Linked DNA regions of Homo sapiens: all the other regions are linked to region 3. The links are chromatin loops, found by intact Hi-C in ENCODE. Cell type or tissue: ascending aorta. All regions are shown on one strand. Links, peaks and the distances in the headings refer to the core of each region. The heading gives the core; the rest is flanking DNA. Region 1 holds the start of LOC107986363 (a long non-coding RNA gene). Region 2 overlaps PCSK1 (proprotein convertase subtilisin/kexin type 1). Region 3 overlaps LINC01554 (long intergenic non-protein coding RNA 1554).

Region 1 (9,157 bases), core at 1,226-6,225, 840 kb before region 3:
AAATGAAAATCTTAGATGTTACTGACACCTGATGGAAATCCAGTCTGTCTACAAGGGAAGAGTAGCAAGAACATCTTATCAGAATGTCCTAGAATTAACCAGAACTCTCAGTTCCACAAAACAGCACATGCAAAGGTGTGCAACAGAAACTGGAGTGTCTCAGGGGAAAGCACGGGAAGAAGAGATTAAGAAAATAATGCATCAGGCAAGCCAATGACTGGGAGGCTGGATGTATTTCACACTTATAAGCAGTCCTGCCTTTAACTGACTGTGCTCCACCAGAATAACATCTCAGTCATTAGGATCTGCAGCTGTTGGCATTTTCTGCTTTAGCCTTGCCTCCTGGTTGCAGATTTCCTTTAAAGAAATCATATTTCTACTGTATATTCCCAGAAAAACAGGCTCCCAAGCTTAACCTCAACCCTCTTCCTTTAACCTTTCACTCCGCTTTTACAGTATCGTGACAGCACTGCCATTTAACACTTTTTACATTGCTCTTTATATTTGTTATATGGGCCATACCTCTGTATGCCTAGCATCACGTCTGGCCAATTGCAGAAACTCCAGGGAAAAAATAAAGAAAGAAAAAAGGGTTCCTTGCTCATATATTTTTTGATTATCCACTCTATAATCTTTAGCCAAAGCACAAAGAGATATTAAACTTCAAAAACTCTACTTGTAAATCCTAGAGAATAAAAATGAATATTATTTTATCATTTCTACCTAACCAGGAATAATCTATATTAATGTAACAGCATCTTAGGGCTCTATTCATATTACGATAAAACTAATCTTTTTTCCAATCCAATAAATATTGAGCAATTACTATGTGGAAGACATGAAGTAGATGCTATAGGGGATTCTGTCTTTAAGGGGCTCATGGTATAGTAAAAGTTTGCATTCTGAGAGAGGAAATCACTGTAGCAAAATGCGAATTTAGTGTGTGATAACTTTTCATGCACTGAAGCTCATTCTTTGAAAAGTGTTCATGGCAAGCTGTTAAATATGTCCTGAAAAACAATATAGTATGGCAGTTTTTATTTTCTTAATCTGTAAAACGAGCATAACAGGAGTTTCTACGTCATAGCTACATTATCATCACAGCACATAAGGGCTCCGTATGTGCTTAGAATATAGTGTTTTCAGTAAATGTAGCTGTTACTATTAATGTGTTATAGCCACATTAGAACTATTATTAGAACTATTAATATAAATATTAATATTAGAACTATTAATACTATGTTCTAATACAGATTATGCTCATCTATTCTTTTACTAGAACCTATTACAGTCACCTTCTAATAATCCATTATTATTGCTTAGGGTAGACAATAGAGTACTATAGCACATGGGTCCAACAATGTCACCTTGCTAACGGTATGATTGATTACACAGTTTCTGCCCAAATCGCAATGTTCAAATAAACAGATTTGTCCAGAAGCCATCAAGTCTTAGGAGATGTAAAGTGGCCTTAAAAATTGGAAATCATTGACTAATTATTTTTATGGCTTTCCATCAAAATGGTATGGCTCAATTCTTTTTTTTTCTTTTTTTTCTTTATATATATATTTTTTTGACACAGAGTCTCATCGCTGTGTCAGGCTGGAGTGCAGCAGCACAATCACAGCTCACTACAATTTAACCTCCCAGGCTCAACTGATCCTTCCACCTTAGCCTCCCAAGTAGCTGGGGCCACATAGGTGCACGCCACCATGCCCTAATTTTTAAATTTTTTGTAGAGACAGGGTCTTGCTATGTTGCTCAGGCTGGTCTCAAACTCCTGGCCTCAAGCGATCCTCCCTCCTTGGCCTTCTAAAGTGCTGAGATTACAGGCATGAGCCACCGTCCCTAGCCCTTTTTAATATGTTTTATTCAATTTTAAAAAATTGGATGTAGTACCCAACCAAAGTTCATTTAAATGCATGAAAGTGCTTTCGGTCACGCTCTGACATTCAGTGCGAGCAAAGAGCTCTATCTAATTCAGAATTGTCACCCAAAATGCCAAGACTATGCCTTTTGAGAAACATTAAGATGACATTTTTAAGTCAAGAGCGTCCATAGAGAAAAAATTAAATGCAATGTTCATGAAGACCTCCTGTAATTTTCTAGTAAGCAGATTGCTAATTCTATGTATCAGAAAAACTATGCGATATGTTCTTATGAGGTTAGACACACCAATGCTAAAACAGATATCCCAGATTCGTATGATCTCCAAATTGAGGGAATTATAAGGTATAATGAAAGAGGAGATACAAAGATATATATGAACATAGAAGAATATGGGTTATGGAGTTTTTATTTGAATAGGACTAATTAAGACAGTTCATATTTTGAGAAAAAGTAAATGTTTCCACCTAAGAAGTAGTGATCACTTAAAGTTAACTGTGATTATAAACAATGAATAGAAACATAAATACTCAGCTGATTTTCAGAAGTTATTCAAATGAAAAGAAAATGCTTTCTTTTTCTTTCTGGTTTCATTCTTTCAAACTGTTACTTTACGTACTAGCTTTTATGTTTTCATTGCAGTACAGATGTTATACTTAGTCAATTCTGCCAGAGAATAATCAAGGAACCAAAACTCCCCACTAATTCTATATAATCAACTACTCTCTGGCATTCGGACTCTTCTTTCAAAGCATCTGAACTGAACCACAGCCAATATTTATACTTGAATGTGCTGCTTCATAAACACTGTTTCACAGTCTACAAAGCATGCTGATTCGTAATAGACACCAGGAGTCCTTGCTGCACACACACGGGATCCCTAGTCAGCCTCATTGCTATAGGTGGCTTATTCCTTCTCCATCAGTCTACAGGTGTGGCCTTTCCTTGTTCAGCAAGATTTTGCTAAATTTCACTACTTCATTTTAATCCTATACTGCCTCCTAGAACCCAAGCAGCACACCCTCCCCAGCATATTCCCAACAACTCAATATTCCTTTTAGATACTGAAAAATCAGTGCACAAAAGTCGAATACATTCATCAGAAAGAAGCAATCTATATTAATATAAACTCTAGTGCTGATTAGGAAATAGACTTTCCCCTTTTGAACAGTAGATGCCACTCCTTGTTGAGCTTCCCTGCAATGCAGAGGTTTTTCCTCTGAAAAACATGTGAAACAGCAGGAACTTTCCAGAGCTGCTGATTAAGCATTTCTGTCATTCTGATGCATAGGTGGTTTCCTAGAAAACTAGAGAGGCCCCAAAGTCCCGATCCTTAGGGAAGCTGTCTAAACTCTCTGCCTCATTTTCTGAAGCTGTACAATGGGAATAAAGAACTTCCCCCTGCCTGTGTGTAAGTGGAGAATGCCGGGTCCCTAACCATACAGAAGAGAAAGTTAAATCTCTGTGAAAACACTTTGTATTCTTAAAAGATAGACACAAAGTAACCCTCAGTGATGTTATTCTACAACCGTCTCAGGTTGTGTAAAGGAAATGGAACCGAAACAGGTTACAACACTTGCCACGCCACACCCAGCATGTATCAGGTACGCAGAAAGGTCAGAGTGAGCTCACGCTCTAAAACGGAGGTCATCACAGGGTGGCGGCACGGCTGGGGAGGAGGAGATCTATCTCCAACCCTAGAGATAAAGGTGCCAAACCAAACTGACATAGCTGCTGCTTTCCTTCTTTTGGGCCACTTGTCTCGGGCCACTTGTCTCGGGCCACTTGTACCGGGCCACACAAATCCCTTGTTTTGTAACCCTACGCGTCCGGTCACCAGATACATTTCCCGGCGGAAGGGGCAGTAACAGTGTTACCGACAAGGAGGAGGAGTCGCCAAGAAACACAGTTAAACTCAGAACGCACGGTATCGCCAGGGTCGCGATAGTAGGAAAAGCGCACGTCCCGAGCCTGGGGAGTCCGCTGCAGGGACCAGGCCCCGGACACGCAGGGCAGGTAGCCGGGGGCACAGGCCCTAGACCCGGGAGCACGCGCGGCCTGGAGCAAAGCGGCGGAAGACAGTACTCACTCTGCGTGGACACCGGACCCCGCAGTCCTCGGCTTGGTTTTCAGGAGGTCTGCATTCCTAGCTGGGCTCGGCTCCCGCGGTTTCCGCTTGGAGCTCCAGCCCAGCTCTCTGAGTGCGACGGGGCGGGGCGGTCCCGGGAAGGCGACGCAGGATGCTCCCCGCCCCCCTGCCCGGCGGCCCCGCCCCGGGAGCCCGGGATGCGTGGGGAGGGAGGTCCCGCTCCGTGGACTCGTCATGCGCCTGGCATCTGGAGACTGGCTCACTCAATAACGCAGCCTGTGATGCGGACCACGTGCTGTGTGGGCTGCGCACCGCCGGCTGATTACAGGTTACCGCTCCCTCGGCTGTCACCCTGTGACTACCAGAATAAGGCAACGACGGTGGGTGCACTTCGCAAATATGCTCCCCCGAAGACCTCTTTTGAAACTATAAAGTGGATTAGTAATGACTACAACCAGGGATTTGCAAATGCAGTTAAAACTGTGTAATGGATTTCTTTAAAGAGTAGTTTAACAGTAAGAATTCTACCCGATTACTTTATATTATAGTATATTACAAACTTCAAAATTAGAATAGATTTGAAGCTATTGAATACAATATAAATTCATGAGTCTATACTGCTGTAAATAAATGAATGAATAAATAGAGGGGTTAAGCCACTCTTTCATATAGAAGGCCAACTAATAAATATTGAATGATAAGAGTTAGAGAAAATAATTATAAAAAATTTTAAAATAAATGAAAAGCCGTACACCAACCACATTAAAGGCTCTGAACCCTGAACTTGGGGTGTGAGTGAAGGAGGTAGTGTTGGTCACTGTTTGAGGAACACAGACCTCAGGACAGGTTGGACAGTGCTGTGTCGAGTCATGACAAATGATGGCCAGTGGCATGAAAAAGGTGAACTCATCCATACAGCTTTGTACCCCACCAGGCAGCCAAGGCAGTTAGGGCCCTCTGATGTACCTTTCAAGGTACTCCTCACAGCTACCTTATTTTTTTTGTCTTTTATTTCTGTCAAAAATCTAGTGAAATAAGAGCCCTTCCAACTTTAAGATTCTAACATTTCCAGAGCAGAAGACCCTGTCCTTATAATTTTTTTTTTTTTTTGAGGTGGGATTCTCGCTATGTGGCCCAGGCTGGAGTGCAGTCACGTGATCTCAGCTCACTGCAACCTCCACCTCCCAGGTTCAAGCAATACTCCTGCCTCAGCTTCCCGAGTAGCTGCGATTACAGGCATGCACCACCACACCTAGCTAATTTTTGTATTTTTAGTAGAGACAGGGTTTCACCATGTTGGCCAGGCTGGTCTCGAACTCCTGACCTGAAGTGATCCACCCACCTCAGCCTCCCAAAGTGCTGGGATTACAGGCATGAGCCATGCACCCGGACTTAGAATTCTTCTTGATATATAGCTTATATATCCCTTTTTGTTGTTGTTGTTGATCATTAGTATTGTCATTCCTTTTTAAAAATAGACTAAAAGCTCATCTAGGTTTCACTGACATTAATTTCTCCTGTGACAAAAACAGCACAGGGTGACTAATTTGGGCCACACCCCATAGGGATGGGCCCTGGGCCCCACAGCTTCCAGAGTTAGGCAGCTCAATGATGCCTATCTCTGAATGTATTTCTGTGCTCCTGATGAGTACAGATGAGTAATCACATGGTTATAAAACAAATTTTCTGGCCAGGCATGGTGGCTCATGCCTGTAATCCCACCACTTTGGGAGGCCGAGGCAAGTGGATCACCTGAGCTCAGGAGTTCCAGACCAGCCTGGGCAACATGGTGAAACCCTGTCTCTACTAAAAATACAAACATTAGCTGTGTGCGGTGGTGCTTGCCTGTAATCCCAGCTACTCGGGAGGCTTCAGGCAGGATTATCGCTTGAACCTGGAAGGTGGAGGTTGCAGTGAGCTGAGATCACACCACTGCACTCCTGCCTGGGCAATAGTGAGACCCTGTCTCAAAAAAAAAAAAAAATTTTTTTCGCAAGATTCTTCTGCTGTAAGTCAGGTGGAAAAAGGCTCCTTTCCTTAGAGTGAAGGCAAACAATGTAGTTCCACTGCTGTGCTGTGGCCATCACAATCCCTGAGGGTGTCCTTCCTGCCAGTGTGGTTCTCAAATCATCTGCATCTGAAACTCCTGGGAATGCCTATTAAATATATGAAATCCTGGGCTCTTCCCCCACCCCGGCGAATCAGAATTTCTTGGCTTCAAACCTGAGAATCTGCATTTTAATCAGATTCTCTAGTTGATGTTTAGGTTATGGGTAGCCTAAACTACCCACATTCTGCACTATTCAGTCTCCTGGCTACTCAAAATGTGGTTGCCAAAGCAGCAGCAGCACATCCACTGGAAGCTTGTTAGAAAAGCAGAATCTCAGCCTCATCCTGGACTTCCTAAACCAGAATCTTCATTTTAATAAAACCCACACTGACTCATTATGTACATTAAAAGGTGAGAATTACTGCTCTGGATCTTATTTCTCAAGCCCTGGTTATTATTTGTACATTACTTATATAATATTTTTTAACCTGCCATAGATATATTATGTTTACTTAATTTAAAAGAAGTAGATTTACTTTAACCTTAAATTCAGCCTCACTATAAATGAAAATAGCCATGGGATTAGGAGTTGATGTGCTAGTTTACTTTTTATAGCACATTAAAATATAAGCATAATTATTAAAATAAAAACGCTTTCTTGTCTAACACACAGTCATCTCACAAACCACACGTGGTAGGAGGGTACTGTGGGCTGATGCTGGCACTGAATGTCAGCATACCCTCCACAGTACCTGAAGAGTTAACCCAAACCCTCACTCCTATTACAGATGAGAAAAGTAAGAACCTGGGAAGAGAGCTGTGTTGCCAAAGTCAGCACAGCTATTTATGGCAGACTCAGGACCCAAATCACGAAAGTATTTCTCTGATAGGTGCTTATTCCTTCATAGATCTCCTCCTGTCTAGGCTGGGAGGAAAGTTGTTTGCGCTTTCTTCTGTTTGAAAGGCCTAATGTTGCTGAATAACTTGTCATCTGTAGTTTTCCTATTCAATTAGGTAATTCTCCTGTTTTCCTTTGTCATGGATATCTGTCATTCAGCAGGAGGCCACATATTTGAAAAACCTCACCACATATTGATAATTTCCTGCCTTATCAGTCCATGCCTTCCCAAAGTAGGATCCAGAAGACTCACACCCCCAGATTCCCTTGGAGCAGGGTGAAGGCATGTGATTTACACTGGCCAATCAGATGTGCCAAACAAGAATGAGCTGGGAAGTGAGCAACGTGTGCAGGCTGCTGCCCACCAGGAAATCCATGTTATAATAGGGATTTTGAGTCTTCTGCATTGTCAGTGGCAGAGTTCTGGCACCCAGTCCTACATGTGACAGGAGCTGAGCTGTGGTGGCAGCAGGAGAAAGCCTCATAGTGTTACTGTGCATTAGTACTGCTGTAAGGCTTTAGATTTCTTCTGCTGTACTCTCCTGGATTTCTCTACCAGCTACCCCGTTCCTTAAGAAATTCCTTTTTGGCTTAGTCAGAGTGGGTTCTAATTGGAACTAACAACTTTAACCAGTACATCTTCTTAATAGCATGGTCTTCTACAGAGACATTCCTAATGCAATTTGAACCTCGGTTTCCTCACCTGAACAGTCAGGTTGGTGAAATAGAAGTTGTCTGACAAGTCTTCCAGAAATAAAATTGCATGACTGGTTATGGATCACAACTATTTTCATATAGGCTTTAGTAAGAGTCCGTATAATTTCCGCAGCCTCATCTTCACTACTGATTTACCAAAAATTAAATTTTAAGAACTAAATATTTTACACTAATTATTTTGAATTAGAAAAATTTACATCACTTAAGAGCATTAGATCTTTGAAACCTAAAACTGCATAGCAGAAGGGATATTATTTGAGGGCCCAATTCCTCATTTTGTAAGCATTCTCATAAAACAATTCTACAATATATAGAAACCATTCTCTAATACATAGCTTACACATATGCTTCAAATTAAGTACTTAATTTTTAAAACTTTAAAGTTTTCTTAATAATTGTAAAATTATCACTTATTTTGAATTTCAAATTAACTATTTCCAGAATCAAGAAAACTAGCACTAGTTCTCACTTCCAATTCTATCTACCACTCTGTCACGCCTTTTCAGAATGTGTTGGGAGAATATTATTTTGCCTGTGTGTGCCATGATAACTGTGTAATAAAAGGCTTCAAGTTATGCTATTACCCCCAGCTTTTCTAAATGATGCATGGGTATGTAATTCCTTAAGGGATAATGCTATGAGTTACAACCATTCCAATCTGGCATCAAAAGAAGAAATAAGCAATTACGTTTGTTCAACACCTTATAAAAGTAAAAAATATGAGAACGGAAGGGGTGAAGAATCAAACCCTGGAGAACTCACATTTAGGAAACTGGCAAAGGAAAGTGAGTCAGAAAAGCATGGTGAGAAAGAGAAACAGCAGACATAAGAATGGAAATGGGAGAGGATGGTGTTTTTAAAGCCAAAAAAAGAATTTCATGTTTGCTGTTAAATACTAAAGCAATAAACATATAGCTAAATCATCTCCACTTCCCAGTTATGCCCTGCCCCTCCCAGCTCTTAAGACAGAACAGGGTTTGTGGGGAGATGTTCAAATTCTTTATAACTATCCCATCTCAGAAAAATAGGGTAACTTCTACGTTAAAAAAAAGAAACATGGAAAGGGTCTGATTCTTATGATTACGTTCAAGAAAAAACTGGGTGTGGTTTTCCACAATGTACTAAACCTTCAAAAGTTTAGATAATAGCAAGTGTGGGAACATTTACAAATAACTCACTAAATCTCACTGGGTGGGTGTTTTGCTAATGAGGTGTATCATTTTTAGTGGCATAATTTAAGTGTATGCTAAATACAAGTCCTGATAACAATAAAAGTTAATCTTTTTTAGTTGAAGACTCTCTTTTATTTGGAGACCTGGAAATAACAGAATATGAAGATTAACATGATCAATCACAGGAGAGGTCCATTTTCCCAGCACCTGCTAAATGCCAGGGCCAGGCCTAAGTGTTAGTATTTATTTTCTTTCATTTAAGGCTCTCAACAGCCCTGACAAGAGAAGTCCAACCCTCATTTTACAGATGAAGAAACTGAAGCTCAGTGGGACTGGACAAATAA
Region 2 (10,835 bases), core at 3,176-8,175, 550 kb before region 3:
AAAGCCTGTGGATTGGTGGCTGCATATAGACTATCATGAATGCACATGAGCTGTTATTATCATCCCTATTTTACAGTTGAAGAAACTGAGGCACAGAGGGTTAACTGGCTTGCCCAAGATTCCACAGCTGGTAAGAGCAGAACTGGGATTTTTTTTTTTTTTTTTTAGACAGAGTCTCACTCTGTCGCCCAGGCTGGAGTGCAGTGGCGCGATCTCGGCTCACTGCAAGCTCCGCCTCCCGGGTTCATGCCATTCTCCTGCCTCAGCCTCCTGAGTAGCTAGGACTACAGGAACCCGCCACTACGCCCGGCTAATTTTTTTTTTTTTTTTTTTTTTTTTTGTATTTTTAGTGGAGACAGGGTTTCATCATGTTAGCCAGGATGGTCTCGATCTCTTGACCTCGTGATCCGCCCGCCTCGGCCTCCCAAAGTGCTGGGATTACAGGCGTGAGCCACCGCACCTGGCCGATTTTTTTTCTAAATGCATTTTTTTTTTTTTTTTTTGAGACAGAGTCTTGCTCTGTTGCCCAGGCTGGAGTGCAGTGGTTGCAATCTTAGCTCACTGCAACCTCTGCCTCCCAGGTTCAAGCATTTCTTGTGCCTCAGCCTCCTGAGTAGCTGGGATTATAGGTGCGTGCCAGCATGCCTGACTAATTTTTGTATTTTTAGTAAAGATGGGGTTTCTCCATGTTGGCCAGGCTGGTCTTGAACTCCTGGCCTCAAGTGATCCACCCACCTCGGCCTCCCAAAGTGTTGGTATTAAAGGCATGAGCCACTGCGCCTGGCTCTAAATGCATTTTTGAACAATTTCTTTTTTACAAATACAACTTTCACTGATCATATCAATTTCATATCATTTTACCTTTGCTCCATAGTAAATAAGTGTGAAAATCTAAGGCTGTGCACTTTATTGTATTATGAGCCTGAAGCCAGAAATAACCAGGTAGCTGCCTGTAATCTGTCCAGATTGTTTTTGCCTTCCTGGCTCTTGAATTCATAAGTCTGATGACGGGTGACAGCCTGTTGGAAAGCACAAAGAGCTACCGCACCTACATTGTCCTGATGAAAAATGATTCCCCTTGGGGGTGAAATCCATGGCAATGATTTCATCCTTGAGATTATTTAGAAGAATAGGAAGCATGTTCCTTGAAAATGTTTCTTAGCAAACACATGAAAGGATGGCCTCTGGGTTATTTTTAATCAGGGCTTAGAAACAAAAGTGCTTTCCCTATTTGTTAGTTTCCTGTTGTGACTAGATCTTTTGAAGCTACATGTTTCCTGTCCAGAGTCCTTGTGTGGCGTAGACTGGGCCACAGCCATTTGTGGGACAGCCATGAGGAGGTGCATCACCAGAGGGCTGCTTGGAGGGTCTTTCTGAAAGCTGGTCTGTCATTTAGTTGGGGTGGGAGGGAGGGCAAACATTTTGTAATTGACAACAATCACGGCCACTTCCTCTCATCCAAGGATGCTGCTCCACTTCAGACTCAATGCCCAGAGCTTTTGCTGGGAAGAGAGCCTTGAGTGGGACCAAAAAAAAAAAAAAAAAAAAAAACATCACAGCTGCCTACACAGTGCATGGTATTGCATAGTATTATCTCTAAAGTGCGACAAAAAAGCTTATGGGGGCAGCAACATGTTCCTTCCTTCTGTGGTGTCAGTAGCTGGGTTACAGAAATTGGGGACATCTATCTAGTAGTTACCTGGTTTTTGACTCTTAAAATCCTTTAAAAATACAAATAGTAAGAGTATTGGGCTTTTGTCCATGTACATACTGACATCAACCTTTGTGTGTCTTTGTTTATTTTGTTTCTCAGGCATAAGAATGCTGGATGGCATTGTGACGGATGCTATTGAGGCCAGTTCAATTGGATTCAATCCTGGACACGTGGATATTTACAGTGCAAGCTGGGGCCCTAATGATGATGGGAAAACTGTGGAGGGGCCTGGCCGGCTAGCCCAGAAGGCTTTTGAATATGGTGTCAAACAGGTAAGATGCTTTACACAGACCCACATGAAATGAAACCTGACCATCTGGATATGAGGAGAAGGAAAGAACACTTAGGTTACATGGAATAACATTGTTGTGGATTTCTTAACAAAGTCCTTTACAATTTTAAATGCACTTAGAGGGCCAAATCATTCTTCAGAGGGATGGGAGTTAAGGCTTAAGAAAGTTTTCCCTATTTGTGGCCAGGCGCGATGGCCAAGGGAGGCAGATCAATTGAGGCCAGGAGTGGCCAATATGGAGAAACCCCACCTCTACTAAAAACACAAAAATTAGCCAGGTGTAACTAGGTTGCACTGTTCTGCAACCTAGTTTAGACAGTGAAACTGTGGTCTCAACTTAGATGCCTATAGTCCCAGCTACTCGGGAGGCTGAGGCACAAGAATTGCTTGAACCCAGAAGGCGGAGGTAGCAGTGAGCTGAGATTGCAGCATTGCACTCCAGCCTGGGTGACAGAGTGAGACCCTGCCTCAAAACTAAATATAAATAAATAAAATGAATTTTCCCTATTTGGGTCTGAGGTTGAATGGAAATTTATTACTTTTAGCATATTTATTTTAAAAGTGCTTCTGGACATTTCTTTCTCCTTACTCATTTTCCTGCTGCTTTTGGGTTTTTACACTAGTAAAAAACTACTCAGTCTTCTTCCAAGCGCGGAAATGCTTTTCAAATATAGAAACGTGTTGCCTTCTGCTCTGCACGTGCCTGTTGAATACCTGTGCCTTGGTTGGATTGCTCTGTCACTTGGGTTTACTGTATTCTTGCACAGATTCTAAAGCCTTGTGCTCCATAAGATGAAACAAAAGTAGAAACTCTGGAGAGCACAAATTGAAAAATCATAGAAAGGGCGGCTTTGACGAGTTCCATTCAATTGAAGAGTCCCTTTTAATGCAGCTGCAAGGCAGATCTGAATAATTCCTAATTTTGTCATTCTATCAGTCAGCCAGAAGATTGAAGCAGAAAGAAAGAGAGGAAGTTCAAAGATTTAAGTGCAGTGACATAAACTAAGAGAAGGGTGGAAAAATATGAGCAAGTGCAAAACGCTAGATTATGAATCTGCATAAGAAAGAAAAGCGTGTGCTCAGCCCTACCCCAGGAGGGCCCAGAGACTGGCAGGGCCAGAGTCCAGTGGCTTATAATACACAGCCTTGTGAGATTTCCAATATCGAAGCCAAAAGATCTGGAATTGAAAATAGATCCCAAATAGCTGTCTCTGAGAATTTCACACATGTAGTCGTTGGGGATTTTATTGGGATATAACAATGACCCCAATAGATGATAACAGATAATATGCATTCTGGCTTTTCCTTTAGGGGAGACAGGGGAAGGGGTCCATCTTCGTCTGGGCTTCGGGAAACGGGGGGCGTCAGGGAGATAATTGTGACTGTGATGGCTACACAGACAGCATCTACACCATCTCCATCAGCAGTGCCTCCCAGCAAGGCCTATCCCCCTGGTACGCTGAGAAGTGCTCCTCCACACTGGCCACCTCTTACAGCAGCGGAGATTACACCGACCAGAGAATCGTATGTTGCTTTTGTCTAATTCTCTCTGCTTAGTTAGGAGAGCGTGGCATGCATGTGAAATGATTCCCCTAACTGACCTTTGGTACGACTGATTCGCTTAAGCTTGATGTCTCAGTTGGGAGAACTCACACTTACTCACTTGAAAGGCTGGCATCCATCAGAAAGTTTTCTCTCCAGGGATAATGACACTTCTGCCAAGATGATCTTCCCCTCTGTCATTTTTAAACCCAGCCTTGAGAAGCCACCAAACCTGTCATTACACACAGCGGAGACTCCAAATGTCTTTTCTGCTTGTCTGATGCCTCCCTGGAAACAGCCTTAAAGGAGATCTCAGGGTTGTAGGGGCTTTATCACCCTTGTACTTGCTGATCCTTTAACAGCAGGGATATAGTCTGACCTGCCCTGTCGCAGATGATAAAAATACAGAGTCTACACCAGCTATGTCTCCTAAGAATGGATGACCTGCAGGAAAATAGCAGTTTCAGTGTCCCCTGAGGTGAACTGCTCAGCATCTGGGTAAGCAGCTCGGGGAGGTCGTATGCTCAGAGAGCTCCTCCAGCCCACGCTTGCCTGCGCCTTTGCTTCCATGAGTCAGACGGCCAAGGGCAATTACTGGATTTCCCTTCAAGGGCATGACGATGGAGGGGCATTTAGGGGCTTTGAGAACAAAGGGAGACACCTTTAATTTAAAAAATGTAAGGCCCCCAATTTAACTCCTGACACAGAAAGGACCAACTAGCTAAAGTATATAGATCCTATCTCAGTGAAATAGCAGGTCATGATCTAATTAGAGGGTGGGTGAACCCTATAATAATGACCTTGGAATGCGTGCAAGATTCCTATTAATGGCATCTCAACAAAATTGTCAACACGAACATCTTCTTCATACAGGATCACTTCTGCAAGCTAGTTTAGACAGTAAAGCTGTGGTCTCAACTTAGAAGTGTGGGCCTGCTTCTCACGCGCATCTCTTCAGCTACTCAAGTAATAGACAGTGGCATTCTACCGAGGGGTTTTATGGCAGGCACATTTTAAAGGGTTTGAAAGGGGCATATCAGACATCTGCCCCACTTGTCTTCAGAGCCCCTGGCTGTTGTCATTTCCCTGGGTGTCCAGAGCTGCCTTTAGAAAATGGCCTGTTGGGCATTTCAGAATCACCATTTCACAGACTGTTCCTTATCTTGGGTAACCTGCACTGAAGCAGAAGAAAGATTTTCTATCTTTGTAAAACTCCCTCCTTAAGAAAGCCAGCCTTAGGAGAGACAGCTGGTGGATTCTATTTGAGACAGTCTCAGTAACATAACCTTTTTCTTACGCAAACCTTTTCCTCAGCATAGTCATCTCTGGGGGCTTGCTTGCGTCAACAGGTAAAAAGGGCAACCTTGCTTCCGCAGCCCTCTGAGGAGCAGAGCCATCATAACTTGAGAAATTCAGCAACTCCAAGCAGGAAGCCAATGGAGGTGATAATAGAACAAATTATTTTTTTACACCTCCCTCCCACACATCGAAATCTCGAGCTAGAACTTCGGTGCTGGAGCCTGGGTGGGTGTCTTGTTAGTAATCCCTTGGCCCAACCAGCAGCGCCGTGGTCCTTAAGGCAGACAGGAAGTCTTTTCAGTTTCTTCCCTTCATCTCAGCAATCTCTTCATTACCCTAAAGTTAGCCAGGGTAATTCCTTACTTGCAAGAAAATTATGTAAAACTACTTTCACAGAGAACATCTCGGGTAAGTCTCGCATATGAGTCAGAAAATATAAATCGCATTTTACAGATGGGGAGCCAAATGACTTGCCCGAGGACAAATCTATTAAGTAGCAGTTAGAGAATTTGAACCCAGAACTAAGTCCAGCACACTTTCCATTTTAAAGACCCATCGTTTTCCTCAAAGTGTAAATGTGGACACCAACTCACAGGTATCAAATCTAGTTCAACAGTGAGTGCAAACTACATATTAAGCATTTTTTGTGCAAGTAGTTCAAATGGCTAAGGCCAGGATGTCTTCATATCCTTGGGCTGAAGAGGCAGCCAAATGTCAATCTGAAGGCAAAAGGGAATTTTGTATGAGACAGAATTTCTAAATATGCCAGACCAAACACAATGGACCCGATGATTAATGGGCCAGCATGATTCACAGTGATTTTGAAACTTTGTTTTTTATAGACAGCATTTCGTTTGGGAATCTCAGAAAAGAAAATATTCGTAGTGGGAGTACTTCATCCCCAGAAAAGGCATCTTGCTGCCAGAATTATAGAGAAGTTGCATATAGAGGGTGAACTAAAATATCAGCAGATGGCAAACATCCGCCTGTGGTTTAGAGGAGAAAGTAGGCAATCGAATCAGCTGAGTTTCCTGGTCATAGCAGATGCAGCCTTTGGTACAGTTAACCCCCAAGACAGGCCCACACTCCTCACGTGTTCTCCCTGCCTTTCTCTCCTTCCTGACGTCATCCAGACGAGCGCTGACCTGCACAATGACTGCACGGAGACGCACACAGGCACCTCGGCCTCTGCACCTCTGGCTGCTGGCATCTTCGCTCTGGCCCTGGAAGCAAAGTAAGGCCCAGAAAGCTTCTAATCACCTTTACAAAGGCTGATTCTCCTTATTTTTAATAACACTTTTTTTTCTGAATACATGGTTACAGGAGAAATTTTGGAATACTGCAAATAAAGATAAGCTCTTTCCTGCCACTTCGAGGTCACTAACCATAGTTAACATCTCAATGTAGATTTAATACACACACATCTTACAAAATTGGGATCTTAATATAGACGTTATTTTGTAATCTGTTTTTAAAACCCATTCTACAATATATTAAACATACTTTCTCCTGTCTAAATCAATATGCTTTGACCTTTAAAACTCATGCTATCCCTCAAATCTTCTTCCCACTCAGCTACAACGCCTTTTGTTTATTCTCTTCCAGCAGGATTTTGTTTAAATAGTTTCCAGTGGGCAGTATTAGGAACAAGTTTAAAAAACTCCTTTCTTTGAATATGTAAGCCTAGTCCTGGAGCTGATATAACCACATCAGGGGACATGAGATTTAAAGGCAGGAGTTTTATATTTTCACAGTGTTCCATTGTATAAACACAAATTTCCTTAAAGTCATCTAATCATGCTTAAACACCATTGTCAGTAAATATTAGTTGTCATCTCTGACAATTTCCTCAGGATAAACACTCAGAATTGGAATTTCTGGGTCAAAGGGCAAGCATGTTTTAATGATTTTTATATATATTGACAAGATGCTGCCTTGAATGACTATACCATTTTATATTCCCTCCAGGAATATATGTGTGAAAGTGCCAGTTTCCAAAACCCTTGTCAAAACTACTTTTATTATCTTTTAAAATATTTGCTATGTTGATAGGTGAAAATGGTATCTCATTTTAATATGCTTGTATTTAATTACTAATGAAGCTCAATATTTCATACCCTTCAGCTCTTTGTCTTCTGGGGTTGCTTCTTTATGGCCTTAGTTTTGTTTTATGGCCTTGGTTCACAAAAGCTAGATGCTTTATAAGTTTGACATTTACCTTTTAATTTGTTTCTATGTAATTTTTAATGAAATGTAGTTAATATGTATGTAGTTATGTTTGTCAGTCTGTTTCTTTAAGGCTTCTTCCTTTGCTTTTATGCTCAGAAAAAATCTTCACAACCCCAAATTAGATAAACATTAATTATATGTCTTTTATTATGGTTTCTTTACCATATTTAAATTCTAAATCCCTCTGGAATTTATTTTAGTGTATGATGTTAAAAAAAGATTTAACTTTTTTTTTCTCATAATTACCCAATAGTCCAATACTTAACACAGAGGAAAAAAATTGAACTGTCTCACACTGCACATCACAGCTTTTTATGTGTCCTCATTCCTGCTTTCTGATGTGTGGTGACAGTGAATCTTGAAATGTCAAGTCAGGTGCTATGGTTGCATATTAGAAGAAGTGATTAAACTTGTAAATTACTATTATCCTTCCTAATAAGGAGATTATCCTAGAATAAATTACATATTCTCTAGAGAGAGAACAAAGCAGTGTCCTTATGTCATATTCAGTAGACTCAGTTCGTAATAACAGAAAGGAAAAATATCTTGGCCTTTGCCATGACTGGAAAAGCCCTGAGGTTCCTGAGCCTTTGTCCAGGAGAGTCCAGTTTATCTCTAGGATCCCTGGGGCTTCCTATGGAGATGGGGTATATTCCTGGGTATCTCGGCTGTGAGATGGCTACAGTGGCTAAGCAAGGAAGTCTAGCAAGGCTCTTACCAAGAGTCCACCTACTTGGAGGGGCTGGCAAGATGTTTGGTAAGGGAAGAAGTAAATTCAGGTGCTCAATTAGAAATAGATATTGGGCCCTCCAGAAAAGCTATGTTCAGAATCTAAGTTCACTTATAATAGGAAGTAGATGGACAAAAGACAAAAATCTATGAACACAAGCTGAGACTGGCATCAGCAGATCCAAATTAACCGAGAAATAATTGTCCAAGCAGTGAAAATTGCAAGGAACACCTGGCTTCAAGTTCTAGCTCTACCACTAGCTATGTGGCCTTCGGCAAGTTAATTTACTTGTGGGGTTCAGTCTTTCCATCTATAAAATGAAGGGGTCAAACGAGACCTTTTTTTACAAACTTCTTCTCTTCCTAAGATTCTCAGAGTTGAGATTGAAAATGTCAGCCTGCATAGGTAATCCAACATGAATTGTTGGGGTCAGTGATGAGGGGTCTGGACTGGAAGAAAATAGGGTCCTATGGATTATAGGATCCTGTGCAACAGACTTATTATATTTAAGATTTCAAAACACAGACTACTACCCCAGGGAGCTGTTAAAAGAAAGCAATCTTAAAATTTTATGTCTAGAGCCTTTCTTCTCTATCCAACACCTGTCAGATGCATGTAAATATAACTAGCCGTGCCTAGCCCATCCTTGTATAGTGACCAATATAGTAGAAATATCCATCTGCTGAACAGAAGTAATGCCAATTTTATGTAAGAGCTGAAATTGTAAAAGTGCAATCCTTGGTTTCTAAAACCTCAAGGCTTCTTTTTCTGTATAGTGGAAAATGATCCTATACAGAAAATAATCCTTTCCTTTTCTTTTTCTTTTGGAGACAGTGTCTCACTCCGTCACCCAGGCTGGAGTGCAGTGGCAAGATCTCGGCTCACTGCAACCTCAACCCCTCCGGTTCAAGAAATTCTTATGCCTCAGCCTCCTGAGTAGCTGGGATTACAGGCATGTGCCACCATGCCTGGCTAATTTGATCCTTCTTTTTTCTATGTAGGAGAAAATGATCTAGGAATGATCTAGCCTCATTAATCTCAGTCTCTGATGGACAGTCTCTAAAGCAGGTGTTTCATTTCTGTGAAACACTCAGATGGGTTCCAAGGGGTCCATGAATCTCTTTGCAACTAAATGCAGAATTGCTTATAAATGTATGTATGGCATATTTCTGGGGAATGGCTTATAGGTTTCACCAGATTCTCAGTGTTCGTGATTTAAGAGATATTAAGAGTCTATGATCTCCCAGGTGCTTATCATAAGAATTTAATTCCCTTCATTTTGACTCAATTCATCAGTAAGATAAGTATGACTGATCTATCTTAACATTTATATCCTTACTGCCAAGGTACATAGAGGTTATTAAGATTTCTGTTCTCAATTGAACATTTTTCTGAACTCTATTCAATTGTCTATACCAAAGCTGAATGCCAGAATTTCTAGACATGTGACCAAGCTTTATCCCAAGGCACTCAAGAATGAGAAAATCATTTAATCATGTGCCATCCCACAGGAACAACTATGGAGACTGAAGAGCCCTTGCCTAAACTTATCAAGAATAATGGCACCCAATATTGATTAGGTTCTTACTGTAGACCAGACACAGCTGGCCTCTTTATATACAATATTAATTATAACGCTTACAACATTCTTATGACATAGAAATTATTAATTTCACCTATAAATGGGAAAAAATAAGGCTTAGAGAGGTTGAGATATATAACCAAGATCCCACAAAGAAATTCAAACTCAAGTCTCTCTGACTGCAAAGTCTGTGCTATCAGCAACCACACCTTGCAGCCTCCCACAGCCCTGTGAGGGAGAGGCAATGTTGAATGGCAGCCTATCATCTCCTCAAATAAAGGAGGGTTCGGAAGATTGAGGCTGATAAATGAACATGCATTTATGAGTTTCTTATAAGTTTTCTGTCACAAGCAGACTACTCAATATGCTGTGTTAAATGTTATATAGCCAGAGTATTGGGGAATGGGAGGAGAAAAGGAAAGGAGAAGGAATGGTTTCTGGCTGAATATGCACAAAGAAATACTTTCCTTCCCCAAAGCGATGTTTCTCAAGTACCAGCATATATAGTCATCACCTGGGGAGTTTATTTAACATGCAGGTTCCCAGGTCATTTTGCCAGCAACTATTCAGACCTTGTATCTGCCTAGGAGTTTCTGGTATTCAACCTAGGAATTCCTTTTTTAACAAATCTCCCAGGCACTTTTTAATGCTAGTAATACCTTAACCAAGTTTTGAGAAACAAATGCTATAAAGAGTTACTTTTACCACTGTGTTTTCCTACAACCTCATCCACCTGTGTTTGTGTAGAAACCCATTAGGGTAGTTAGTAGGTGTATCTTGGAGATAAATATACTAAGAGAAGAAGGAATTCCTTGCATAAATGTTTGTGGCACTATTATTATTATGTAGTGAGTATACCTAAGAAAGCTGTAGAAAATAGCCTCAGCCTTCTGAGGAGAGATCAAAAGAATCAGAATAATTTTTAATAGGTGAGGAAAATTCTGAAGTGAACCATTGAATCCCTTCACACCTTTGGAAATATTAAACAAACAGATAAGCCAAACTTCTGGTCTTATTAAAACCTGGAGAAAGAGAAATGGACTTTCAATGCTGCATGAAACCTTTGGAAAAAAATCACAACAAAAAAGTCTTGACTTAGTGGGTTGTGAAATGTTAGAAAGTCCAAGTTAGAAAAATTTTAAGATCTAGGCTAATTTAGGTATGATTAGAGGCTGAACCAGATAGCTCCTAAGACTTTTCACTCTGGAATTTTGTCTCCAAATTACATTACCTACATCTCTTCTAATTAGAAGCAATGCTTAATTCGGTGTTTAATTCCATACCCTTATTTTCTGTAAACATATCTTTGATTAGCCACTCAATGCAGTGTTTAAAAATTTAATTATCGTGGATGTCATTGAGCACAAATTAACAAAGGAAGGCTGTCAGGAATGAGTTGCACTGTTGTTAGCAGCTCCTTTTCATTTATGAAATACAAGCACACGAA
Region 3 (10,835 bases), core at 3,474-8,473:
AATCCTGCTGGAAATCTGGAACTTGTCAAGCCTTGATCTGCCTTAACATGAACTATTTAGCTCCTATTGTTCCACCCTTGCATGACCCCAATTAAGGCAATAATAGAACCCAGTACTTTCAGAGTCTTTAAAGCCAAATGATAAAGCTTTATTCCTTAGTTTTGTGGTAGTTTGGAATCTTCATTTTCATGGAGTTGATGAACACTAAGTATTTACTCTCTTCACATATGCAAAAAAAAATTGTATGACCCCAATCTCTCCTGTCTTCTAAAAGACTTAAGTGCGTATTTTCACTAGATCCTACATAGACCCACTATATAAAATGGGCATTGATATTTTTATTTTTAAGACCTAGTAGGTGCTATGTAACCAAATTCTCCTAAATTGTAAGATGGAGTTGACACACCAAGGCAGAAGCACCTGTGGACATTACGCCCATAGGAGTCAACTTGGGTGGGTACATGGTTGCTGCGCTGGTTGGACCATTTCTGCTCTAAGTCACACCAGATGAGGTTGAGAAGGTTAGGAGTTGACTTAGCAGCTGTTAGTTACTACCAAATGCTGTGTGAGCACTAGATCTCAAAAAACTTTGAAATATATATGTGTGTATATATACATGTATGTATATAGTTGTGTGTATATGTATATGTATATATACAGTGTATATATACATATTTGCACACAAAATAAACCAGGTAGACAGTGTACATCTCTTAAAGGAATTACAACAGCACTTCACAATAAAATTTTAAAAACTATATTGCCCACAGCATTTAAAATATAGTGTAGGTATTTTTGACAGCTTTATGAAGTTTTAGAAAAAATAAAACTATATGCAGAAGACCTAATGATTTGATTTACAATGCCAATTTTAAAATTATATTTTCAGAGTTCAAACAACCAATACATACCCTCACCCCCAGCGCCCCAGGTATCCTTTCCTTGGTAACCTCATGCTGGGCAAGAACAAAGGGACTGAAGTGGCAAGATCTACTCCACAGTCTGTGCCTACTCCTTCTCCTTCTACCCTGACAGGAAGAAATCATGGGGCCTGAGATTTCTGTAAACATGAGGCTCTTGCTCAATGCTCTGGGGAACATAAACCCCAAGCCCTGGCAGAGGGGAAATCTCCTCCCACTTTCTAAAACTAGACAGTCGGGCCTAATATGAACCATGGAGTTCAGCAGCACCAGAGCGATCCTGAGTGGTCACAGTGTGTCCACATCAAATCGAAACACACAGGCAATTTGGGTACATTTCCCCTGCCAGTTTAGGATGGAAATGAGAGTTGGAAGAAAGGTCTCAGGAGCCCCAACCTTTTACCCTCCAGGTCACTGGTCACCTCCTTAGGACCTCCAGGACAAACTGCTCCTCTCTGTGGTGTGGGATTTGCTTGCGGAGACAACACGTTTGTTTAGCCTTACACATGAATGCAGAGCATATGGAGAAGTAAACCTCACTGACCACTGCTTCCCCAAGTGACTTCTCTCCCACGCCCCTCATGGAAAGCCCTACAAAGGAAAAATCAATCTTCTCAGCTTTAAACCTGCCTTCTGTCCTCGTCAGATGTTGCCAAGCACGAAGTGTTACGGGGGCTCCTATCACAAAGCAAACAGAGCTGGAGCAGCCGGAAGGAGAGCTGCTCTCTAAAAGCTTTTAAACACTGTTATATTTTTAAAACCACTTACTGAAGAGGTGAGTTATTTTCTACTCCTCCTTCCCCAGAAGCACAGACATTAAGGTTACCTAGAAACTTGTCCAGGAAGCATGTGGCAAATAACAACCATGCAATAGAAACATCCGGATTTGTCATCTAATAGGAGATGGTATCAGCAAGGTCATATTTGGATAGAGGTGGAAGATGAAACTTCATTAGCTTGCATGCCCCAGCTACTGGGGGGCCATTCCCATGTGCTCTGGAGGAGGGAGACTTTGCTTTTATCTTGGCTGGGAGGGCCTTTGATTGGTACAGGTTGGAAATGAGTAAGATCTGAGATTGACGCTTCTTGTACTGAAGACTGCCTGTGGGAATAAAAAGCAGAGGGAGAATAAAAAGACATGAGATGGGGTCGCCTCTACCCTGGAAGAACATCTAATCTGTAGGATGGACGAGATGGGATGTACACAGAGAATGACCTGAGAACAAAATTGTTTTTTTAAGTTTCAGAAGCAAAATAATATTCCGTGAAGGACCAGAAGGGGGACAGGAAGACTTCTTAGTGAAGGTGGTTTTAAATCAGGTCTTGAGAGACAGTGAGAACAGCAGAGAATATGGGAGAGAAGGGATGGGGTGGCTGGCATGGTTCTGTTAGCGAGTCACATGTGCTGAGGACATGGATGTGGTGCTGTTTACTTTGATATTTCATTTCCATTATTGTAGGAGAAGGAAAGGGAGATGACGCCTCTTTATTTTTATAACTTTAGCTCCAGACTTTCTAAAAAAAAGTCTTCATTTCATGAAGGCAGTTTTGCTGTTTCCAAAGAGCTTATTCCTAATGCGTATTTCCAACCAACACCCTCTCTGTGTCAGATGAGGTGATAACATTTGTAATTGCAGAGAAGCAGAAAAGTGTGACTCACCTGTTTCACCACGAAGACTTTGCCGCAGACGTGGGGTTTAGGGAGATTCAGCTGGTATGAAAAAAGCAGCAGGAGCAATGGGCCACTGGGAAAAATGGTCTAGGGATCTTTGCTGCACCCAGTTTCCTCTTGCTTTATCCCAGAATATACCCTTTTTCCAATTCATCATAAAGAAGGGGGACTAGTGAAACTCAGGAATTCTGGAAGTTAAGCTATCTGCAAACTTATTCTGAGGAATCAGTGCAAACACACAGGGCCAGCTATGGGACAATGCCTGGGCTTTCTACACTGACTTCTTTCCATTCGATGGTCATCAGTTTTATCAGGGGCATCAGGGCTTCTGTGTAAGTCACTAAAACATGGCCGAAGGTACTTGAGCAACCACAAAAAAATTTGACGCTAAAAATATAGGCAGGAAATCTCCACATGCAAACAATTCTCAGGAAGAGGAGAGGGGTGCGTCATAAAAGTCCGGCTGACATTCTACACTCCTCTCAAATTACATGCAGCCAGTGCCGTCGGCCTGAAAATATTGAGCAATATTCCAGCCGTCCTCTTGTCACATGTACTTCATGAATGCTGGGCTCATCAGGCAGAAGCACCCAGGCATCAAAACACTCGCCTGAGAATTGAGGAACGTGGCCACCGTCTTCTTGGCGAGACCTCGACTGTAGGAAGCACCTGACCTCAGCTCCTCTGAAAATGGAATGAAGCATTTTACAGATCTGTACCTGGTCTTCCCCAGTCACTTCAAAAAGGATAAGAGGCAGGAGTTTAAAGTATGAGTTGGAAGTTGAAAGATTTAGTGGCCCTTCTGACATCCCATGGTCTCAGGAAATTCAGTTAAGCTCTCTGCGAGTTTCCATTTCCCCATCGCTGAAATGATGTGAATTCATGCTACCTATTCGGCGGATATTAAAATGCAATAGACCTAGGCATTGTTCTATGTATGGGAGAGTGTATGTGTATTGATAACTATTGTTTTCTTTTCCAGACTTACTGTTCTCACTACCCTGATGTATCCAGATCAGTTAAAACCTATTACTTAGCAAAGTTTCAGTTTGAATTTGTGTCCTCTCACACACACATAAAACACATACACACACACACTCAAAAAGGATCAGAATTCTTTTTTCTTTTCTTTTTTTTTTTTTTGAGACTGAGTCTCGCCCAGGCTGGAGTGCAGTGGTACAATCTCGGCTCACTGCAATTTTTGCCTCCCAGGTTCAAGCGATTCTCCTGTTTCAGCCTCCTGAGTAGCTGGGATTACAAGCACCTGCCACCATGCCCGGCTAATTTTTGTATTTTTAGTAGAGATGGGGTTTCGCCATGTTGGCCAGGCTGGTCTCAAACTCCTGACCTCAGATGATTCACCCGCCTGGGCCTCCCAAAGGGCTGGGATTACAGGCATGAGCCACCGCGCCCGGCCAGAATTCTTTTTTTTCCTTTCAACTACAATATGTTTTTCTGAGTGAGGAAGAAAGAGAATTTACATCACAAGGCAAAAAATACTCATAATATTGCATGCATCCATGGGAGAATATATTACAATACGAGCACCATTTTCCCTGGGTGCCAGGGGTGGGGCAGTTTAGCTGGAAAAGCTAAATTCTGCTCCACTTGGATTGAAAACGTTCAGATGTTTTGTTTATGTGTTTGCTTTCTTGCTTATTCACCTACGACATCTAATCCTTTAGTCTGAATAGTATCCAGTGAATACACTCCTGTCCCTCTCCTCAGTCCTCACCCAAATGCAGTAAAGCAAGAGATCAGCAGGGCAGCCAGAGAGCCCACACCAGTGAGGCCAGGAAAGAAAACAGAGCTCAAGAGGGTCCACATGAAGGTTTCCTTCCTTATCTAGTCCCCAGAGGCTTTTTTTTCTAAGTAAAACTCCCAAAGAACTAAAAACAAAGGAAACACAAAAAATTCAACGTGGTATAGAAATTTCGGTAGAAGAACTTTTATTGAACAGTAAGATTCAAGATTTCACCAGGTGAGAGGGGGAATTGAAAATTAGTAGAAAAATTCCAAGGGGACCAGTTAGCCACAACAAAGAATGGGGTTCAGGGAACTTCTTAGGGATGTATCTTCCCCTCAATACAGGTAGAGGAGCAGCATCAGAAGCAGGGCGTTGGAGAGAGGCATAGAAGAGAATCACCTTCTCCTGGCCCACGCAAGCTACCTGGTGTACCTTCAAGTTCAGGCCAGCTGCTGTTCCTGCCCGCTCTTGGAGATGAAAAGGTTTCCCATGCCCCCACCTCCTCCCGAGTTAATTCTCTCCAGGTGCTTCTCTTGATGTAAACCCAGGGTGCTATTAGCAGGCTCCTTGTTCTCTTGCTCAAATCCTTTCCAACCTTTCCAACCTGTGGAGCTCTGCTGTTTCTAATTTCTAACCCCCATCTTGTTTCTTTCCCCCAATATTGAATTCTGCCATAATCTTCAGATCAACTCTAGTTGTCTCCATTTTTTTTCTGAATGCTAAAACCTTCCAGCCGTCTTCTCTTCCACTCCCTGACCACTCACGAGTCACCTGCATTTCTTACCCCAGTCGTCATCCTTGTTTCCATGAACGATCCTCTCCAGGGCTTCCTGCCAGAAAAGTATTTTGCAAGTTTCATTTGAATTTCTACACAGTATAATTCTGAACATGTAAATAATATATAAAGTCAACCTATGTTTGGAGCTAAGAGTGACAACAATCTCTCACACTACAGATCCGTCCCAAATTGGTAATGCCCTAAAAATGCTAATAAAAATAAGGTGCTTGTGAAATACTCAAATCCCTTCAGTTAGTACAAAAACAACTGGTGACCTAAAAATTCAAGGAATGGCCCAGAGTAAAGGGAAATGTAATGTTGACTCTGGTTTACAGAAAGTGAATCTGAGTCATGGCAGATCCTGAAATTTCACATGAACTCATTCTGCCTGTAAATGCCCCAGCATCAATAGTGAGCAAACGTGCATTCTGGCCAGCCAGGCAGAAGCACTTTGTTTTCCATTGTGCGGTGACGCCAGATCCCCATTGCTTCTGACAAAGGCCCTCGTCAAGCCTGTGTGTCATCGTTTGCGTTTGCCACAGCTGCAGCGGGGTGCGCGCAGACCCACTTCCCGACTGCTCATCAACCGACCTCCCTGGGGCCGAGAGGCAAGCCGGGTCCGCGCGGGGTGCAGCGCCACCTGCTGGAATTCATGCGATGGAGCAGCAGCCTGAAGTGGCTGCGGAGTCCAGAAGTCCTGTCCTTGAGGTTTGCTTTCAGACAACGGCCAGTCCTGACTGCAAGAACAAAAACACTAGCAGAAATATGCACCCGTTACGCAAACCAGCCCTTAAGGCTGCACATGATCCTTTCCCCACTACAGAATGTGGTGTGGCGTGTATATGTGCACCAGTGAGTATGTGGGGGGAGAGGGGGTACACCCATTTGTGGTGGGGGGGGTATAATGTGGTGTGTTCATGTGCGGTGTCTGTGCATGACCTCTCAAAGGTAGGAAAAGTGGCATCGTCGTCATACTCCTTGTTGGATTGGTAAGGAATTGTTCAGTTGACAGAGATTTTGATATAACTTGTTCCATTTATTTCCTCGCTACGCCGTTCAAGTAGATAAAACGTTCTCGACCAAATGAATTGCCAGTGCTCTGGCTCTCTAGAAGAATTACTCATGACCTAACCACGCTGGAGGCTGACAGCTAACTAATGATCTTTCCCTCTTTTCAAAAGACTTTGCCCATATGGGAACAAAGACTGTCATGATCCCCCAGCCAGGCAGGGCTGGCCCTGGGCTTGGAGGAGGCGATGAAGTAAGACACAGGCAGCTATGGGAAGAAGTCAACCACTTCCACGAGGCCAATTGTGGGTGTCTCAGGAAACAGACAAGTTGCGAGTCTATGTTTTTGCCAGATCCTCTGCCCCTTTAGAGACGTGCTCGCATGTCACATGCGTGAGGCAACTTTCCGTGCCTAGGAGGTTACTGACTTAAACCCAGGGACACTTGTTGAAGTGGGAGGCCTGACAGACAAAGGCAAAGGTGTTTGATGAATGGCTCTGCTGGCTGGTGATGTGGAAGTGTTTGCTGACAGTTCGAGAAACACCAGGGAGCCAACAGATTAAGTGTTCTGTATTTTCCTGGCTACTAAATAATAACTACAGTTTCCTGAGGGTTTACTCATGCCAGGCAGAAGGCTAAGTGCTTTACCTTTGTTTTTTTGTTCATGAAATCCTCAAAACTGCTCTATAAGCCATGCACTATGATCAGCCCTGCTTTCCCGATGAGGAAACTGAGGCCCAGAGGGGTAAGTTCCCTGCCTAAGGTTACACAGCTCAGGAGTAAGGGGAGGACTCAGGTCTCTGCGGGCCAAAGGCCAGGCTCCTGATGCTGACCCTCCTGCTTCCCTGCCATTAGTGCCCTGCGAGGCCCGGACCTGCCCTCTATTTTCCCGCTCATTTTAGGGCCACAGTGACTCACCAGCCATGTGCCCATACCACTCATTTTCACAGAGCCCTGGAGTATGAGAGCAGGGCTTGAGGAAAGAGCTTTCGTTCACTTTGTTTTGAGCCAGGACAACAGACTGGGAAGTGGTTGGAACACACAGTTCTGGGTCAGAGGTCAGAGAACAGACAGGACTCCAAAGGCTAAAACAAACAAGATTTCTCACAGCAGCTCTGGCCGCGTTGAGACCCACGGGCTGGGGCTGGCCAGTCTGTCCCCACGTGGGATAGACTGTGTCCAGAAGGGTGGCCTGGCCTGCTCCTGGCTAGAGCAGATGAGGAAACCACTGTCCTGGATTCAGCTCCCAGTTCTGCCACATTCCAGCTGAGGGCCTGTGGGACAGTCGTGAAGAGCCACATATGGCAATGTCATCTCTCAGGAACCCAAGACGCCAAGGCCCCTCACTGTAATGTGGCAATAACGCCAGCTAGCATGCAGAACTGTTGTGGGGTAATGAATGGAAGCTAATGTATGAGAAGGAGCTGTTACACTCCAGGACTCTAGATACCAAATTTTATGGTTATCAGTTTCACAGCAAAAAAAAAAAAAAAAAAAAAAGAAAGTACTCTTATTCTCAAATTATTCTTATTAGTTCTGGTGTGCACTTACATGAGAAATGGCAAAGGGATATTCTGCTTGCAGTCTTTTGCCCTCTGGCAAAAACTTTCCAGACAGGGTGTCATCGTGTGCAGCTTCCGTGATGCAGTTTGATCCTGATAGGTAACAAGAGTGACACGTTTTATCAGAATCTTTTTACATGGCTCAAGGTCACTTCCACCGACACCAGTGCTATTAATATTTCCCCCATTAAGCCAACCCGTCCTAAGAGCCAAAGAGAATACCATAGTTCCAGGTTTCGGTTTGAAGGTGCTGATGGATGAGAGTAGAAGGGAGTGAATGAGGAAGCCCAGACCTTCCTGCAGGAGCAGGGAAGCAAGACCCAGGCCAGCACTGCCCACCCCCCAATAGCCTTCCCAAGGGTGAGGGGCAGCCATGCGGAAACTGGCACTCACTAGGCCAAGACAGCACAGGCCTCCAACCTTCAGACAAAAGCCTTTTGTCTGGGAGGTGCTGGGGGACACCACACAATGCTGTTTCTTTCTAAATTATTTTTTTCCCCTGAATGCTATCTAGATCCTGGAAATCTATTTCCATGAAATGATTTTAAAATATCCTATATGATAATTGAACGCTTGTCATCAACATGAATGTCCAACATTAGGGGCATGGTTAAGTATAGAATGTTGTATCCCATGATGTTTATAAGAGTTTATAAACATGTGGAGGAAGGGTACAATAGCATAAAGGAAGGCTTGTGTTAGGCTCACATATGAAAAATAAAGAAACAAGAAAAAAAGCTGCAGGCAGGAGTGTACAATGGTAGGAGCTGACGGTACAAAAGATAAATGCTGAAACTATTCTGTAGGATACTGAAATGATGGATACTGACCTGCATTCGTCAAAACCCACAGAACTGTACAACACAGAGAATAAACCTTAAAGTAAATGATAGACTTTATTTAATAATAATGTATGAATATTGGTTCACTAATTGTAACAAATATATGGCACTAATACAAGTTCTTTGTTACACGATGTTAATAATAGGGAAGGGAATATGTTCAGGGAAGGAGGGCAGAGGGAAACAGCTGTCCTAGCTGCTCAATTTTACTATAAACTTTAAACTGTTCTAAAAAATGAAGTGTATTAATTTTCTTAAAACTAAAAATAAATAAAGAAATAACCAGAAGGCAATAAATCAAAATATGAATAGCACTGGTTTTGGATAGTGAGACTATGACTAGCTGCTTTTTCGTTTTTTACTTTTCTGATTTTCTCCATTCTAATTTTATCAATCAGGTAAAACTAATGAAAAGTTTTAAAATCTTGTCTGGGTGACTATTCTCTGAGGCAGGAACTGTGTTGGCTCACAGTGCTCTGTGGTCTAGTTCCCTAAACACAGCAGGAATTTAGTAAGTTTTGCTAATAGCGCATAAGCACTTTTAAATACATCTTCAACTCTGTCTGCCTTGCAGCCTACAAGCTTGTCGCCTCACGGCCCGAGAGAGGACAGCAAATTAAAGTAATAATTGTGAGAGGAACAGATCAGAGCATCTAACGAGTGGTTGGTTGGGTCACTGTAAATTGAAAATCTCTCCTTAAGTGGCTAGAGGCCTGCGTGGGCATGTCGAGAAGCATCTATTAAGTGGCATCAATGGGTAGAGTGGTGGGTGCTGATATAAGACCAAACCCAAGATATCATGTCATCAAACAAGAAGCATGGGCAAGGCTTTGGCATGTAGAAATTGCTGCAATGGGCTGGGTGCGGTGGCTCACGCCTGTAATCCCAGCACTTTGGGAGGCTGGGGCGGGCGGATCATGAGGTCAGGAGATCAAGACCATCCTGGCCAACATGGTGAAACCCCGTTTCTACTAAAAATACAAAAAATTAGCCAGGCATGGTGGCGGGCGCCTGTAGTCCCCAGCTACTCGGGAGGCTGAGGCAGGAGAATGGCGTGAACCCGGAAGGTGGAGCTTGCAGTGAGCCGAGATCAAGCCACTGCACTCCAGCCTGGCTGACAGAGCAAGACTCCGTCTCAAAAAAAGAATAAAAAGAAATTAATGCAGTGAGATTGGTTTGAGAATTGGGAAGAATTATACCAAAACAATTCTTAGCCGAGTGCCTGATACTTGGTGAACAGTCAACAAACAGTAACTGATACTTCAGAGCATTATAGGGATTTGTTAAATCCTAGTTTTAGGATTATTTAGGAATAAAGCTCAGAGACAAAGCAATCCTTCATATTAAAATTGTTTTACAATTTACAGTGCTTCTTGACATTGATCTCATTAACTGCCTTCATTTGTAACCTTGTATGACTGCAAGCTCCTTGAAGACAGGGCCATGTCTTGGTTTCGTATCTCCCCCTCTTAACACTGTCTGGCACATAGTTGGTTTTTACAGTGGATTAAAGGCTCTTACCACAAATTCACTGATGCCTCCCATCCAGAGGTGATGTCTATGTATTTTATTTCCCCTTTTGAATCTGGGCTAACCTGTGACTGCTTTGACCAACTGAGTATGGTGGAAGTGACATTATGACACCTCTAAGCCTAGCCTTAAGGCAAACCTTGTCTCTTGGAGCCCTGAGCTTTCATGTAAGAAGCCCAGCTACCCTGCTGATGAGTCCATGTGGAAAGGCCTAAGACCACATGGAGAGGGAGTGGAGCCCAGCGGAGTCCAGCTTTCCAGCCATCCCGGTCAAGGGATCAGCTAAGTCGGCAAAGCCATTTTGACAAGTCCAGATCAGATCAGCTGCTACTTGAATATCTCAAAGGACTCCAGCTGACTCTACAGGGAGCAGAATCACCCAGCTGAGTCCTGTGTGAGTTCCTTACCAACAAAAGTCATGAGATACCTTGAAATGATTGTTTCAGCCACGAAGCTGGGGTCATTTATTATGAAACAATAGATAGCTAGAACAGCTCTTACTAAATGTTTGCTATGGATGGATAAACAGATGGATGGGTGGATGGATGGATGGATGACTTAGAAGGGCCATTATTTTTCCTAGAGGAATAATGCTCAGAGATAAAGCAACTTGCCAAAGTTCCTGTAGTAAGCATTTGTCATTATTTCCTCCTCCCTTAGCATCTGAACCTCCTTCTCCTTTTGGAGAATTTTCTGTCTTATTAGGTAGAGCTACTTCAAATTACAGAAACAAAAATGCCATATATGCCTTTCCACAGCCTTCTTTAAAGCTAAGG

Evidence for each region. Hi-C counts contacts between places; a loop is a spot of excess contacts. Peaks named below come from ENCODE experiments on the same cell type or tissue, not always from the same donor. Only the 100,000 strongest peaks of a DNase experiment are listed, where the experiment ranks them.
Region 1: it touches region 3 in a loop (4-fold over the local background); 4 of 110 quality-filtered maps call a loop at or near these places.
Region 2: a loop joins it to region 3, with 3 times the contacts of the local background. A loop is called at or near these places in 2 of 110 quality-filtered maps.

The regions. Positions count from the first base shown.
Region 1 is chr5:96,697,735-96,706,891 of GRCh38, reverse strand. The region is part of intron 3 of CAST (calpastatin); the gene reads right to left. It overlaps LOC107986363 (a long non-coding RNA gene), which reads right to left and starts at 1,547. Exons shown (of 2, transcript XR_001742454.2): 1 at 1-1,547. RefSeq lists an enhancer at 3,348-3,847 and a silencer at 4,087-4,216. In ascending aorta, for the core only: no CTCF peak of the experiment used is centred there; DNase peaks (open chromatin) are centred at 3,751 and 4,181; H3K4me3 peaks cover 2,203 bases; H3K27ac peaks cover 3,859 bases.
Region 2 is chr5:96,403,469-96,414,303 of GRCh38, reverse strand. It overlaps PCSK1 (proprotein convertase subtilisin/kexin type 1), which reads left to right. Exons shown (of 14, transcript NM_000439.5): 7 at 1,814-1,986; 8 at 3,318-3,530; 9 at 5,981-6,081. All of the region lies in intron 4 of LOC101929710 (a long non-coding RNA gene), which reads right to left. It also overlaps a transcript of CAST not described here. Among named protein-coding and RNA genes, the nearest start is that of PCSK1, 24 kb to the left of the region's middle. In ascending aorta, for the core only: no CTCF peak of the experiment used is centred there; DNase peaks (open chromatin) are centred at 5,629 and 5,937; H3K27ac peaks cover 1,176 bases.
Region 3 is chr5:95,853,823-95,864,657 of GRCh38, reverse strand. LINC01554 (long intergenic non-protein coding RNA 1554) reads right to left here. Exons shown (of 3, transcript NR_026936.1): 2 at 7,677-7,780; 3 at 4,525-5,854. It overlaps LOC105379091 (a long non-coding RNA gene), which reads right to left and starts at 2,874. Exons shown (of 3, transcript XR_001742813.2): 1 at 912-2,874. RefSeq lists enhancers at 734-1,235, 1,491-2,690. In ascending aorta, for the core only: a CTCF peak has its summit at 5,751 (motif pointing left); DNase peaks (open chromatin) are centred at 3,957, 5,577, 6,347, 7,187 and 1 weaker place; H3K4me3 peaks cover 1,438 bases; H3K27ac peaks cover 4,775 bases.